Linked DNA regions of Homo sapiens: all the other regions are linked to region 4. The links are chromatin contacts, found by Hi-C or POLR2A ChIA-PET in ENCODE. All regions are on one chromosome and are shown on one strand. Each heading gives the region's core, a stretch centred on a gene start or an enhancer-like site at or near the end of the contact. The rest is flanking DNA. Distances are from core to core; before and after follow the strand shown. Region 1 holds the start of GLB1 (galactosidase beta 1). Region 2 holds the start of CRTAP (cartilage associated protein). Region 3 has its middle 16 kb from the start of LINC01985. Region 4 holds the start of STT3B (STT3 oligosaccharyltransferase complex catalytic subunit B). Region 5 holds the start of DYNC1LI1 (dynein cytoplasmic 1 light intermediate chain 1).

Region 1 (2,700 bases), core at 188-2,687, 1.6 Mb before region 4:
AGGTTAAGTAATTTGCCCACAGTTACACAGACAGTAAGTGGCAGAGCTGGAATTCCAACTCAAGTGTACTTCCTCCAGAGCCCTTGTTCTTTAATACTGAACTAGAATTGCAGAGCTTGGAAAGGACTTCACAGTGCAAGGACACGGAATTGGTACTACAGGCATGAAAAGAAGCCAGGCACGGTGGCTCATGTCTGTAATTCCAGCATTTTGGGAGTTCCAGGCAGGTAGATTGCTTGATCCCAGAACTTCAAGACCTGCCTGGGAAACGTGGTGAGACCCTGTCTCTACAAAAAATACAAAAATTAGCCGGGTGTGGTGGCGCACGCCTGTAGTCCCAGCCACTTGGTAGGCTGAGACGGGAGAATTGCTTGAGCCCAGGAGGCCAAAGCTGCAGTAAGCCGTGATTGCGCCCCACTCCAGCCTGGGTGACAGAGTGAGACCCTGTCTCAAAAAACACAAAAACAAAACAAAAAAACAACCCCCCAAACCAAAAAACAAAAACCTAAGAAAAGCCAGTAACTGATACTTTCTCAATCTCTCAATGAAATGTCCTTTCTGATACTTTCTCAATCTCTCAAGGACATGTCCGGTAGGAAAGGAGAAAGGAGTGAACAAATAGAATTTTGGCTACTTTGTTATACAATGTAAAAAGGCTTTTTGGAACACCAAGGCATAAACTAAGGTTATTTTAAAAAAGAAAATTTTTTTTTGATACGGAATTTCGCTCTTATTGCCCAGGCTGGAGCGCAATGGCTCGATCTCGGTTTACTGCAACCTCCACCTCCCGGGTTCAAGCGATTCTCCTGTCTCAGCCTCCTCAGTAGCTGGGATTACAGGCGCCTGCCACCACGCCCGGCTAATTTTTGTATTTTTAGTAGAGACGGGGTTTCATCATACTGGTCAGGCTGGTCTGGAACTCCTGACCTCAGGCGATCCGCCCGCCTCGGCCTCCCAAAGTGCTGGGATTACAGGCGTGAGCAGGATTTTCATTCTAACAAGTTCCAGGTGAGTTGATACAGTGGCTCCAGGGACCGACCACATTTTGCTAACCCCCGGCTTAGAGTTATTCAAAGAGCCCGTATATGAGACGCGGATTCCATCTAGGGCGTTTAGGTTTAATGATTAACAATTTCCCTCTTCTGCTCTCTCAAGGCAGCCAGGGAACAGGGAGACCATGATTCATGTCCAATCCCCGAGGCGCGTTATCAAGCTGCTGAAAGCAGGCCCTCCGGACTGCAGTTCCAAAGGGTCCCTTCCCAGGGAAGACGCCTGCAAAACCCAGATAGTACTATCCTGGAGTCACGCGGCGGCGCGCAGCCTCCTAGCCGCCCCCACCCGCCCGGCTCGGCCACAGCGGGGCGGGGCGCGGGGCTGAGCAGGCGCGAGGGCTGGCTGCTGGGCCGACGAGGGGCGGTGCCAGGCCGTGGGTCCTTAGTCAAGTGACGCGAAGCGGCCGGCCTGGGCGCCGACTGCAGAGCCGGGAGGCTGGTGGTCATGCCGGGGTTCCTGGTTCGCATCCTCCCTCTGTTGCTGGTTCTGCTGCTTCTGGGCCCTACGCGCGGCTTGCGCGTAAGTCTGCGGGACCCGGGTACGGGGAGGCATTGCTAGGGGACAGGCTGGCGGGGAACCGGGCTGGGGTCGCAGCCACCCGCGGTCCCGCAGGGCGGGGAGCCTGAGCCCCGAAGTGCCCCCCAGCAGGCTCGCGGCCGGCGGAACGCAGGCAGTGGACCGGCCTTCCCGTCGGGGGCGGGCCGGGCGGGGCGCGCGTCCTTCCAGGCAGCTCGGTCGCTTGTGCGTTCCGCTCCGGCCGCCCTTTGCGCTTGGATCCACTTCCCCATCTGTAACGAGGTGTTGAGACGAGGTGCGTGTAAACATTTCCTAAGTTGGCTTTCCGGGAGGGGATTCCAAGTTGCGCGGGTTAGAGGGTGCCTCCGGCTCTGGTTTGGGGCGCCCTCGCTTTCCCAGTTGGTGCTCTGCGGAGCGCTCCGGAAGGAGAAAAATGGGGTCAGGAGAGGCCCTTGCAGTGGGAACATTGGGTTATTTCCCCTCTGGGTGCTCTCCCTCTTCGTGCATCTTGTTCCTTTCTCACCACTCCCCGTCGCCTGCCCTTTGGCTTGGGTTTTTCTTTGTATTTGTGGGACCGTTTTCCTTCGGCGTTTGGGGGTCCAGGTTGAGGGGGGGAATAGGCAGGCTGCCGGGGGATGCCATCGTTGATCGGGGCAGGGCTGGCGAGGCGAATAGGTGAGGTGCGGGGCGTGCACAGTTGGTGGGAGAGGAAGGACAGCTTCACTCGCTGCGTCCGAGCTGAGGCGACTGGCTGAGGGGCTCCAAAGCGCTGCCTGGGGAGGTTTGCATCACACCTGCGGAAAGGAGAGTGGGTAGTTGCAAGCTGCTCCTCTGCACGTTCCGCGGACCAACTTTGGTTCCTCCAGGGTGTAGGTGGGCTGAGCCTGCAGTATGCTTTAAGTAAGAGCTGGTAGCATTTGACACCGTTGACTTGTAAGTTACACCCTTTAATAACGCTTTCAATAACGTGCCTAGGGCAGAGAAAAGTGGTACATTTATCTACAACCAAGATTGAACATCTTAAGTATTTGGAAAACAGCTGCTGAAAATGTTTTCATTTTGGGAAAAAGTCAGCACAGATTATTTGCTGCTCCCTCTTCACCCCGTCTGTGGTTCCCCTACCCCAGTATG
Region 2 (2,700 bases), core at 53-2,552, 1.6 Mb before region 4:
GGGATGTGTCCTTGCAAGGAGTCCCTGCCCTTCCCTGGCCTCAATTTCATCCTCTTTAAAAGGAACTAGTCAGCTGGGTGCAATGGCTCACGACTGTAATCCCAGAACTCTGGGAGGCGAGGTGGGAGGATCACTTGAGTCCGGGAGTTCGAGATCAGCCTGGGCAACGTGGCGAAACTCTGTCTCTACAGAAAATACCAAAAAATTAGCTAGGTGTGGTGGCGCGCGCCTATAATCCCAGCTACTCAGGAGGCTGAGGTGGAGGATCACCTGAGCCTGAGGAGGTCAAGGCTGCAGTGAGCCATGATAGCGCCTCTGCACTCCAGCCTGGGCGACTGTGAGACCCTGTCTCAACAAAAAATAAAAATAAAAGGTACTTGTCGGCTCCTCAGGTCTTCTGCTTTATTATCGCAAGTCACCGCTCACTTGAGAAAAAAGGCGACTTTAATGGTATATACAGAAAAGAGGCGTCTGCCCTCAAATAACAGAGAACATTTATCAGGCACTTTGTTGGGTGCCTGGCGCTGTACTGCGTTCTGTGTACGTATTCTCTACCTTAGAGTTACCCTTCAAGAAAGGCATTTTCATCTCTAGTTGAGATGAAGAAGGAGACAGGACTTGGAGGAGACCTTTGGCAGGGCTGGATGGGAGGGAGCCAGGTCTAGAACTGGAGGGGCAACGCGGCCCCGGGCGCAGGGGCGGGGCTAGGGCCTGGAGGCTGGGTCAGGGGCGGGGCCGGGGCCTGGGACGGGGCGAGGCGGACTTGCCTTGAAGTAAGCGAACTGCAGGAACTTGTAGGGCTCGCGGCGCTGGAAGTCCGCCAGCACCTCGCGGCTGGGCTGGGACTGGCGGAAGGCTGGCAGGCCCTGCTTGCAGCGCTTGAGGCAGTGCGCGCGGCGCAGCAGGCCCCCGAAGAGGCGCAGCTCGGGATAGCTGGCGAGGCCGGCGGCGGGCTCGGGCTGCGGCGCGGCGCTGCAGTTGCGGTGGCAGAAGGCCTCGCTGTCGCGCAGCAAGCGGTGCAGCCGCAGGCTGATCTCCAGGTAGCCCACGCTCTCGGCCCAGTGCTCGCCGCTGTACTTGTCCAGCGCGTGCCGGTAGGCCGACTCGAGCGGCATCAGCTCGTCCCGTGGGAAGCTGCGGAAGCTGTAGCGTTCGTATTGGGCGCGCCCGGCGCGCAGCGCGCAGGCCACGCACAGCAGCGCTAGCAGCGCCGCGGCCCCCCGGCGCCCCGGCTCCATCGCGCCCGGCGAAAGGAAGGAAGGAAGGGACGAAGGAAGGGAAAAGGGGAGGGAGAAGGAAAGGAAAGAGGACGGTGCGACGCGGCGGGCCCAGTGCTTTCGGGGCGGGGACGCCAGCCTCCGGCCCGCCCCGTCCGGCCGCCCCTCCCCACCCAGCCGGGGGATCTGGGCGCCAGCTGCCAGCACCTAGAGGGTGCCCGGGAAAGGCGCGCTGCGCACTGGTTCACGCAGGCTGATGCGCATGATGGGACTCTGCCGCTCATTCACTTGGAGACCCGCCTGCAAGGCCGACGCGGCCCTAATAGATTATATACATCGGCCCTACGGTCTATATAATCTACGATCTTTATATTCGTTTGGAGGTTTGTGAAAACGAAGATTCCTGGGCTGTGCCCCCAGAGTTTCTGATTCAGAAAGTCTGGGGTGGAGGTCTGACGATTTGTGTGTTTAACCAGCACCCTGATGAGGCTAATGCTGCGGGCCCAAGGGCCGCACTTTTAATAGCACTGCCCAACCTTAAATTTTAGTGAGAGAAAAAGACAGTGCAAAAATAAAATTAATAAGGATGTCAGCACTTTGTAAACTGTATAGCTAGTCAGGTTGAAGATGTGCACACCTTATGAATCTGCAACACCATTCGGTGGAATATGCTGGAGAAGCTTGCGCGTGTGCATCAAAAAATATGGATGGAATGTTAATGGCAGCACTTTTAAAAAATCTTTAAACTTTTAAATCTTGAAATAATTTACAAGAAAGCTGCAAAAACAGTACAAAAAGTTCCTATATACCCTTCATCAAGATTCACAAGTTGCTAACGTTATACCACATTTCTATCTTTACATTTTTTTCTGACTCATTTGAGATAGGTTGCATGTATCAGGCCCACTGTCCGTTAGTCTTTTTTTTTTCTTTTTTTTTTTCCTTTTTTTTTTTTTGAGACGGAGTCTCGCCCTGTCACCCAGGCTGGAGTGCAGTGGCGCGATCTCGGCTCACTGCAACCTCCGCCTCCCGGGTTCAAGCAATTCTCCCTGCCTTAGCCTCCCGAGTAGCTGGGATCATAGGCACACACCACCATACCTGGCTAATTTTTCTATTTTTTACTAGAGATGAGGTTTTGCCATGTTGGCCAGGCTGTTCTTGAACTCCTGACCTTAGGTGATCTACCTGCCTCTGCCTCCCAAAGTGCTGGGATTACAGGCGTGAGCCACCGTGCCCAACCCCTTAGTCTTTCAGTATGTATGTCCTAAGAATGAAACTACCAGACAATCAAATTTAGGAAATTTAATACTGATAGAAGACTTTAATCATGTTCCATTTCCGGTTATGTCAGCTGTTCCAATTATGTCTTTCATGGCACTTTTTTCTCTTAGGATGCAGTCCATCCGTGATCACTGTTACATCTAGTCTATTTCATATCCTTTAAACTGGTTCCTCGGCTTTTCTTGTCATGCCGTTGTCATTT
Region 3 (2,700 bases), core at 20-2,519, 1.0 Mb after region 4:
TAAAAATACAAAAAAAAAAATTAGCCGGGTGTGGTGGTGGGCGCCTGTAGTGTCAGCTACTTGGGAGGCTGAAGCAGGAGAATGGCGTGAACCCGGCAGGTGGAGCTTGCAGTGAGTAGAGATCGCACCACTGCACTCCAGCCTGGTGACAGAGCAAGACTCCATCAAAAAAAAGAAAAGAAAATGGGGTGAATGAAAGCAGAGTTCTAGTGGGCCATTTTACCTAAGAACAGGTATTCCTTTTTTCTTTAACTCCCAAGACTGTCAGCAAATATATACTCAATGCAGGCAAGCAGAGAAATTTTGGTGTGACATATGGCACAAATACCAGTTTTCAAATGACACCCACAAAAAGTCACTAAGGAAGTAGAATCTGCCTACTGAAAGAATGAGGAAGATTCTGGGTCATTTGTAGAAAAACATTGACTGGATGTCTGTCAGTCTTATGATGAATCATAACTGAAGGGCAGACAGCTAGATGTCTTGGCATTTGGGGGTTTATGTAGAGACCCAAGACCTGAGTCCATTCCCCAGAATCCGGAGGAGGCAGGACTGATTCTGCTCAGTAAGGAGCTGATATTTTCATCTGTTTTCCATGTTGGAATAGGCTTTTCTGGAAAGAGCTAGGTGGACGGGAAATGGGATCAACAAGAACCTCAGATACTGCCTCAACCTAGAACTTGCATTAGTTGGTTTCCCTGTAGCTTTGCAAGTATGCAGGAGAGTAAAGAGTGTCATTAATATTCATCAACAGATCTCTACAGAGAAAAAAACAACAAACTATTTCTTGGTCTCTGGTTCTTTAAAGTATAGATAATCATAACGTTTCATGTAAAAATTGTTGCATTTCATAAAGTAATAGGTGTTTAAACAGAACAATAATAATTGAGCACTAGTGCACATATTCTCCCCCAACCCTGTCTCTCTGCCACTCCAACTTCAATACCCACTTGAACACCCACACCCCTCTAGTTTTTATTTCTGTAGAAGGAAATAATCTGAGAATGATGACTTTCATTTATTGAGTTCCTACTATGTGCCAGGTGGTGTTTAATTTCATAACAACTTTGCAACGTATGTACTCTCTCTGTTTTATAAATGAGTCTCCAAAAAGTGAGTAACTTGTCCAAGCTGTAACAGCTGATGAGCTATGAAACTAGAATGTAAAACAAAATTTGTCTGGTGATAGCCCCACCCATTTACCACATTATCACATGAATGGTATGCATGAAAGATTACACAAAGTTCATCTCATTTACCTATTGAGTCATGAGGAACTAGTCACCTGGTCTAAGCAGGTGCTCAGAGGCCACTGTTCTCCATTCCATAAGGATACACAATCACTCTTCCCATAGTTAAGACTCTTATGAAGGGCATAACCAAGTTTCTCCCTCCCATTAATAAAAACTTACTATTTTACTGCTGTCAGGCATAACTCTTTGTGCAATACAAATACTTAGCAATGTCTCTGCTTTGTGGTTCTAGCTGGGAGTGGTAATGGCAACATCTTAATTTGTTTCTCCCACCTTGCTTCTGACAAGGAACATGGTTGGGTCACGAATCATGATTTTAGCATTCACAAAGAACTATAATATCAGGAAATATGGAAGGTTGGGGTGGAGTGTGAAGGAGAAGAGGCTGCTGGACTGACCAGAGGTTTCCAGAAACAACACACTTGTCCAGGACTTGTAGCTGAAGAAGGTCATAACGAGTTGCCAACAGAAAACAAAGGACCTGTAGTCCCAGCCAAATCTCTGCTTACCTCTTACCAGCAGCTGTGGGTGCTTTTGCTAACATCTCACATCTGCAGTCTCATCCAGGGAAGTGTCCTTGGGCAACAGGAGCTGCCTAGCCCAGTAGTGTCAGGAGTTGGTGTCCTGACTCCTTCTGTTCCCACCTGGGGCAGCCCTGATCCAATGACTCACCAGCACAGGATTCATTTCTTCATCTTAAGATAGGGCAGGCTCTGTGGTACAGTTTACCCTCCAGAGGGTAAGGATGAAGAATAAAGATAGATTTCATCTGAAACCACATCTTTGCCTAGAGTTTTTTCCCCTTCTCTGTCCTATTTCTCTCACTTTCTTATAGATTTCTCTTGGAAGTACTCCCTGAATAGATCACGTGCATAAGAATTCCCATCTTGAACCCTGCTTCTAGGGAGTTTTTGGCCTAAAGAATTTTCAGAAGCCAGGTGACAAAACCAGAAGAGCAAAGATGCAAAGACTTAGAGCAGGGACCCAAGGGGAGAAGTGGAAGTGCTCTCTTGGTGAGTTTCTATGACAGGACTTCTCCAGTATCCTTATTGGTGGGCCATAGCCACATATATGGCTGAGGGTATGAAGGCAGGGAAGAGGTGACAAGGAAGAGGAAGAACAGGAAATTCAAGAATCTCTTTCAGAATTCTAAAATTCCTAGAAAACTACTCATTTCCTCAACTCTATAAGTTTTATGACATCTCTATTCTTTCCACAAAACATTCCACTTTGACCTTGACCCCTCTAGTAACTGAATTGGTGTCTTATAGGGCATAGTTCAATGTCATTTAAGTCTGGGCTTTAAACCCTACTAGCTTTTTCAGTCTTTTGGGAGGGGATAAGGAGGCATTGCTAGAGTAGACTGTTCCAAAAGTGTGGGGCCTCCTGCCTCAGCACAGTTCTTTTCTTCTCTTTTTCGCTTGGGCACAAAGGGAAGCACTTGACT
Region 4 (2,700 bases), core at 13-2,512:
AAACCTTCCTGCAGACCAATAAAGGAACTAATGCAATGCTTTCAGATACTGTGCATAACACACTAAGGGTGACAGTGGCTAACAGGGTAAGGATCTTGTTCTAAAAAGCAACCCAAGACGATAGTGAAACAGTAAGGTGCTGAGTGCACTTAAGAGCTCTGAAAAAAAGCCACTCTTTAAAATACCTAATGATAAATAAATAAGAGTAGCTAGCTTTCAGATCACTTTCAGGGGTATTATTTCCTTCCCTCCAACACGCCATTCACTCTCCTTTTCCCTTCTCGTATCATGAGAGCATAAAAAGAAACAGTAAAAGCGTAAAACTGCAAGGGTGAGCAGCCGGGGTTCCGGCACATCTGGACCCACCTCCAGCGGCAACAGGGCAGCCCCCCTGGCCGATTCCGTCTGAACTAGCAAAAACGCGCCCGCAAATATGAAAGAACGCGAAAGCAGCGGGCGAGGAGGGCGGGGAATCGACCGACAGTCCGCGGAGGAGCTACCTGCCGCCTCCTGGCGTGGCGGGTCCGGACTCAGCGACCAAAGCGGGCTGCGAGGGACTGCACCCACACTCCCGGCGGCTGCACCCACACTCCCGGCGGCTGCATCCACACTCCTGGCAGTCTTCACACTAGCCCGGCCGAGAATCAAGGTTTCGCTCCTGGACCCCGACGCCCCGCCTCAGGCTGCACGGGGCAAACTTCGCCCACGGGCAGGGGGCGCGCCCGGAGCTCCGGGATCCGCGCCGGCCTCAGCCAGGACGCGAGCGGGGCTCCGCGGCGGCGCGGGGCCAAGTCGAGGAGAGCTGCGGCGGGCGGAGGAGCGGGTCCCGGTTCCCCGCGGGCCACGGGCGGGGGAGGGGCGGCGAGGCACTTACCACGGGTCGAACTCGTGGATGATGCTTTCGAAGCGGATGACGGCGAAGAGGCGCGAGCTGAAGCCGGCAAGCCAGGCCAGGAAGAGGATGGTGAAGGAGAGAAGCGACTGCCACCCAGCCGGCTGCGACAGCCCCCCGGACAGCCCCGCCGGGGCCGGCTTCGGCGGCGCCGCGCCGCCCGCCGCCTTGTGCGCGCACTGGGCCCCGGGCCCGTGGTGGCCGTGCCGGCTGTTTCCCAGGGCCATGAGGCCACTCCACGGGGACGAGTTGAGGGACGACTTGTGCTTGCTCTCCGGGGCCGAGGGCTCCGCCATGTTGTGCCCCGGCGGCGGGTCTAGCTCTCCTCCTCCGCCGCCGCCGCCTGGTGCGAGGGGTGCTGGGCGGGGACCCGGAGGAGGAGGAGGAGGAGGAAGAAAAAGGAGGAGGGAAGAGCTCTGCGCGCTCCCGCCCTCAGCGCCGCGAGGCCGGCGGACTGGGGGTGGAGGAAGCGGCGGCGGGGAGTCTCCGCCTCAGCAGCGGCCGCAATCGCCGCTCTCTCAACCCAGATGGCCCCGGCGCCCCACTAGCCATCCGTATCCCCAGTGCAGCTGCGGCGGCGGCGGCGAAAGCCGACGGGACGAGGGCGCCAGGAAAGAAGCAGCAGACGGAGGCGGCACCACGGCTCTGAGAAGCAATGACATTCCCTCTCTAGCCCGCCGCCCGCCCAGCCGAAAGGAGCAGGGGGAGGAGCCCCCTGGAGTCCGGGCGGAGCTCAAGCAACCTCTGACTCCGCCTCCGGCCCGACAGGAACTGGCCCCTCCGCCTGTCACAAAGCGACAGGTCCGTTAGGGGGCGGGCCCAGAACCGCTGCGCCCACCAATAGGGGCGCGAGCTGGGGCGGAGCTTGACCCAACCGTCTCCCCCTCCCCCCCACCATCCCGGCCTCGCGCCGATTCGCCCGGAGTGGCCGAGCTGCGCGGCTACGGCTTCATTGTCAGTTGAAAGACGCGGTTTCGCGCGCCTGTGCGGTCGGCGAGAAAGGGTACTAGGCGGCTCCGCTAGGTTCATGGAGCTGAGCTGGGCCGAGGGGCGGGAACTGCGGAGCGGCCTCGGTCAAACTCGTCTTAAAGGACGCGGAAAGCGCCGCACCGACCAGCAGGACGCTCGCGGGCTCTCCGCGGTCGTGACTTTTAACCCGCTTTGCGCGGAGCCCTCACCACGTGACGGCCGCGCAGGCGCATTATCCTAGCCCTCGGCGCGTGGGTCGGGCCGAGGGGTTCAGCAGCCCGTGGCGCTCCTCGGCTGGCGCTGCGAGTGAGCCCGCGGCGGCAGTGACACAGCCTACCTTGCTCATTGCCCTTCACGTCCCGCCTCCGGCTTCTGCGGCCGCGGGAATCCGAGAATGTGAGCAAAGACAAGTTTTCCGACACCGAAAACTCGTTGGAACCGGCAAGCGCGCCCCTAGCTCCGGCAGGCAAAATGCGACCTTCTCTCGCCCTTTTTCGTTTGTACTCCGAATTGCGAAAGTACTGTATGTTCACTGGAAATATGGGAAAATGCAGAAATACATTAACGGCTGCATACATTCCGTCGAGTGAGTGAAACTAACTTACCCTGGACGTTAAGCTGTTTCCAGTTCTCACTTTACTAAATAATAATAGAACGAAGGTTCTTGTGCACGTCTACCTTGTATTTTTATAATTCCTTTCCTTTCCCCACTTCCCTCCTTGTCCGCTAAAATAAAGTGCTACCAGATAAACTCAGGGCAAAATGAGCTTAAACTAAGTGAGGTAGTGGGGAGACTCGAATTGCTCTTATATAAACCCCATAGAAAGTACGGAGCTTTC
Region 5 (2,700 bases), core at 50-2,549, 1.0 Mb before region 4:
TAAAGAAAGTCATTGATAACAATTAACATGTGGTAAGCGCTTAAGATTTGCCAGTCGTTATTCTAAGCCATTTTACATGAATCATCCCGTTTAATCTCAATAACAACTCTAAGTTCTTTTATCCTCATTTGACAGATAAGGAAACTGAGACTCACGGAGGTTAAGTAAATTGCCTAAGGTTACACAGCCAGTAAACTCGAAGAGCTAGACCTGAACTCAGATTTGCCAGCCTCCAAAGGCTTCCAGACTTCTAACCGTAATGCTAATATATAGCAAATAGTCTTTAGTTGTGGATTTTCTCACTAGCATAACAGCATTGATCAGGCCATATTCTAGCAAGTGATTTTCAAATATGAAGTGACAGAGATAACATACAAAGGCCAGGCAATTTTAAGCAAATGCTCTTACAGGTGTACTAGGACAGAGCCTTAAAACCAATGACTCCTTCTAAACATGGAGTTCAGACATTCAAATACCTTTACCTAGTAAAGTTCTAATAGAAAAGGAGTTATTTTAGGGCTAGTATAAGTCCATCCATGTATTCCCAGTGTCAACTGTGCTCGACGTAGTAAGTGTGGAATCAATGTCTAGTGACCGGTTAGATGACCCGCATAGTGGATCTTTTCAAATCTCACATGGAGGATCTCATACAAAAACATTAAGAACATTAAAGCAAGCCCTGACAATAATTTTTAAAAAATAACAGTCTATTTCCAGGGTAAACAATTACTTTGTCACGCCGCTGCTTAGGGGCTCGGAGAACCTGCTTCTGATGTGGGTCCAGGTTGAGGAACACTTCGCCACTTGAGAACGCAAATAAAGTCCAGAAATCCAGGACCACAGCAATACTCCAGCCCAGGGTTGCAGGGCAGCCTCTTTACCAGCCGGGCGACCCATTTCTATCTTGGCGCCGGCGAAGCGCCGGTTTGGGCGGGGGACCGCTCTCAGCCTGAACAGTGGGTGGGCCGGCAATGACAATGCAGGAATTCCGCGCAGGCCGCAGGGTTTGGGGACCTGTCTGAAGGGTGGGAGGGAGCACTTTTCACCTGACACACCCAACCCCCCTGCCGCAGCCCAGGGCCGCGGATGAGCGGAAGGAAAGCACTTCCATACTGTCAGATCACTGGGCTTCAGTTGCAGCATAGCGGCCCACCCCGCCGCCCGCGTACGCTCAGCCCCTCAGCGCCGGCCAGGCAGCCACGCACGCGCAGTCCGTTCTCGCTCGCTCCATCAGTCCTGGCCCGGCCCGGGGCCCCGCCCCCGCAGGCCCCGCCCCGCTCCCGTGCGCTGAACGCCCCATATCCGGGTTCCCGCCGCCTCCACCGCCACCGCCTCAGCCGCCTCGCACATTTAGTCTTGCCGGGAGTGGTGTGATTCCCGACCAAGATGGCGGCCGTGGGGCGAGTCGGCTCCTTCGGTTCTTCTCCGCCGGGATTATCCTCGACTTACACTGGCGGCCCCTTGGGCAACGAGATAGCGTCGGGCAACGGTGGCGCCGCGGCAGGCGACGACGAGGACGGGCAGAACCTTTGGTAACGACTCCACCTCTCCCTCAGCCCCCGCTGGCTCCCCCGGCCTTGCGCGGACGCCTCGGGATCCCGTGCCCGCTGGAGCTCGGCGCCGGGCCCGGCCACTGCGTTCCCGGCAGCCCCATCCCCGGCGCGCCGAGGCCGGGTCCGTCCCTCCCGCGCTGCGGCTCCGGCCTCCGGCCTCACCGTACGCCTTGCTTCCCGTTAGGTCCTGCATCCTCAGCGAGGTCTCCACCCGCTCGCGCTCCAAGCTCCCTGCGGGGAAGAACGTGCTACTGCTGGGTAAGTGTTCCCTGCCTCGCCCCGCCCCGCCCGGCCCCCAGCGGCCCGGGGTACCTGGTCCGCGGGCTAGCTCGCTGGCTCTCTTTGTGCGGACAGCCGGCCCAGCCCCGCCCCGCCTCGCCTCCCGACCTGTCGCGGATGGCTGGGAGAGAAGGGGAACACGAGACCCTTGACCCAGGACCTGCGGGGACCCGCCCTCCCTCAGGTTCCTCCTCCTCCTCCCCGGTATATGGGGGTGGCCCTGACAGCTTCCCCTGGGAAGGACAGAATTCGATCGCTCATCTGAGGGATTCTCGTGGCCTGGGGTTTATCTAGAAAATGACAGGTTTTCTTTCATCACAAAAATTGGTAGCAGGAGGCTCTTTGCGAGAGCTGCAGCGCAAATGGCATGCCATTAATATTTAATAGCTGACTCTTTGTATAATTGACAGAAGCTAGAACTAAGACCTGGCGATAAATGTTCTTGATTCAGCGTTCTCTGGTACAATGTGCTCGTGTTGCAGCTACCTTAACTGTCACATATAATTCTGAAATTTGTAAAGGGCAGTAGAACACAACTTTCTAGTTAAGTCTTTTCAGCCAAATGGATGTAATAAGGAGAAACGGTCCAGTGTCAGTTCTCCTGATTGTTCTGTATCTCCTCGGCTCTCTGGAAGTTGTGTATTCTGTTTCTTTAGTGACTCTGGGGGTGGGGATAGAGGACTGAGGGAGAATAGTTCGCAGATTCGCATTTTTCTAGGCTTAGCTCCTGAATCATTTATAGGAGAAATTTCTCTATATAGCTCTTTACATGCGAGATAACTGAAGTTTGGCTTATACGATGATTAAATTTAAAAACTTTGGTATTTGGTGTCGGCTCAATACCAGAGTTTTTTGTTGTTGTTGTTGT

What was found. A loop is a pair of places that touch in the nucleus more often than their neighbours do. ChIA-PET counts read pairs that join two places held with the same protein, here RNA polymerase II (POLR2A). Pooled maps may share reads with other maps.
Region 1: a loop to region 4 is called in a map of B cell, with 11 times the contacts of the local background. The contact joins the promoter of GLB1 here to the promoter of STT3B in region 4. A Hi-C loop is called at or near these places in 1 of 168 maps with a recorded cell type or tissue (B cell), 1 of 37 single-sample maps with no recorded cell type and 8 of 50 pooled maps.
Region 2: a loop to region 4 is called in a map of naive thymus-derived CD4-positive, alpha-beta T cell, with 10 times the contacts of the local background. The contact joins the promoter of CRTAP here to the promoter of STT3B in region 4. A Hi-C loop is called at or near these places in 1 of 168 maps with a recorded cell type or tissue (naive thymus-derived CD4-positive, alpha-beta T cell), 5 of 37 single-sample maps with no recorded cell type and 10 of 50 pooled maps.
Region 3: a loop to region 4 is called in a pooled map, with 6 times the contacts of the local background. The contact joins the enhancer-like site here to the promoter of STT3B in region 4. A Hi-C loop is called at or near these places in 2 of 37 single-sample maps with no recorded cell type and 5 of 50 pooled maps. POLR2A ChIA-PET finds 5 or more read pairs at or near these places in 1 of 52 experiments (activated CD4-positive, alpha-beta T cell).
Region 5: a map of CD8-positive, alpha-beta T cell shows a loop between it and region 4 (18-fold over the local background). The contact joins the promoter of DYNC1LI1 here to the promoter of STT3B in region 4. A Hi-C loop is called at or near these places in 3 of 168 maps with a recorded cell type or tissue (CD8-positive, alpha-beta T cell, gastrocnemius medialis and naive thymus-derived CD4-positive, alpha-beta T cell), 6 of 37 single-sample maps with no recorded cell type and 22 of 50 pooled maps. POLR2A ChIA-PET finds 5 or more read pairs at or near these places in 1 of 52 experiments (activated B cell).

Annotation. Positions count from the first base shown.
Region 1 is chr3:33,095,883-33,098,582 of GRCh38, reverse strand. GLB1 (galactosidase beta 1) reads left to right here and starts at 1,437. Exons shown (of 16, transcript NM_000404.4): 1 at 1,437-1,572. The coding sequence starts at 1,498. It overlaps TMPPE (transmembrane protein with metallophosphoesterase domain), which reads left to right and starts at 1,437. Exons shown (of 2, transcript NM_001039770.3): 1 at 1,437-1,864. RefSeq lists a silencer at 1,240-1,849.
Region 2 is chr3:33,112,616-33,115,315 of GRCh38, reverse strand. It overlaps CRTAP (cartilage associated protein), which reads right to left and starts at 1,302. Exons shown (of 7, transcript NM_006371.5): 1 at 768-1,302. The coding sequence starts at 1,238. RefSeq lists an enhancer at 1-591 and silencers at 543-732, 1,173-1,472.
Region 3 is chr3:30,501,405-30,504,104 of GRCh38, reverse strand. No RefSeq gene overlaps it. Among named protein-coding and RNA genes, the nearest start is that of LINC01985, 16 kb to the left of the region's middle. Within about 2 kb of position 1,269, at least 2 of the 41 ENCODE cell types and tissues checked have a DNase peak (open chromatin) inside an H3K27ac peak, as active enhancers do.
Region 4 is chr3:31,531,487-31,534,186 of GRCh38, reverse strand. It overlaps STT3B (STT3 oligosaccharyltransferase complex catalytic subunit B), which reads right to left and starts at 1,262. Exons shown (of 16, transcript NM_178862.3): 1 at 875-1,262. The coding sequence starts at 1,188. RefSeq lists enhancers at 530-589, 1,440-1,579 and silencers at 750-899, 980-1,109, 1,140-1,369, 1,680-1,939.
Region 5 is chr3:32,569,457-32,572,156 of GRCh38, reverse strand. DYNC1LI1 (dynein cytoplasmic 1 light intermediate chain 1) reads left to right here and starts at 1,299. Exons shown (of 13, transcript NM_016141.4): 1 at 1,299-1,532; 2 at 1,738-1,811. The coding sequence starts at 1,387. RefSeq lists silencers at 1,102-1,361, 1,542-2,031 and an enhancer at 1,306-2,091.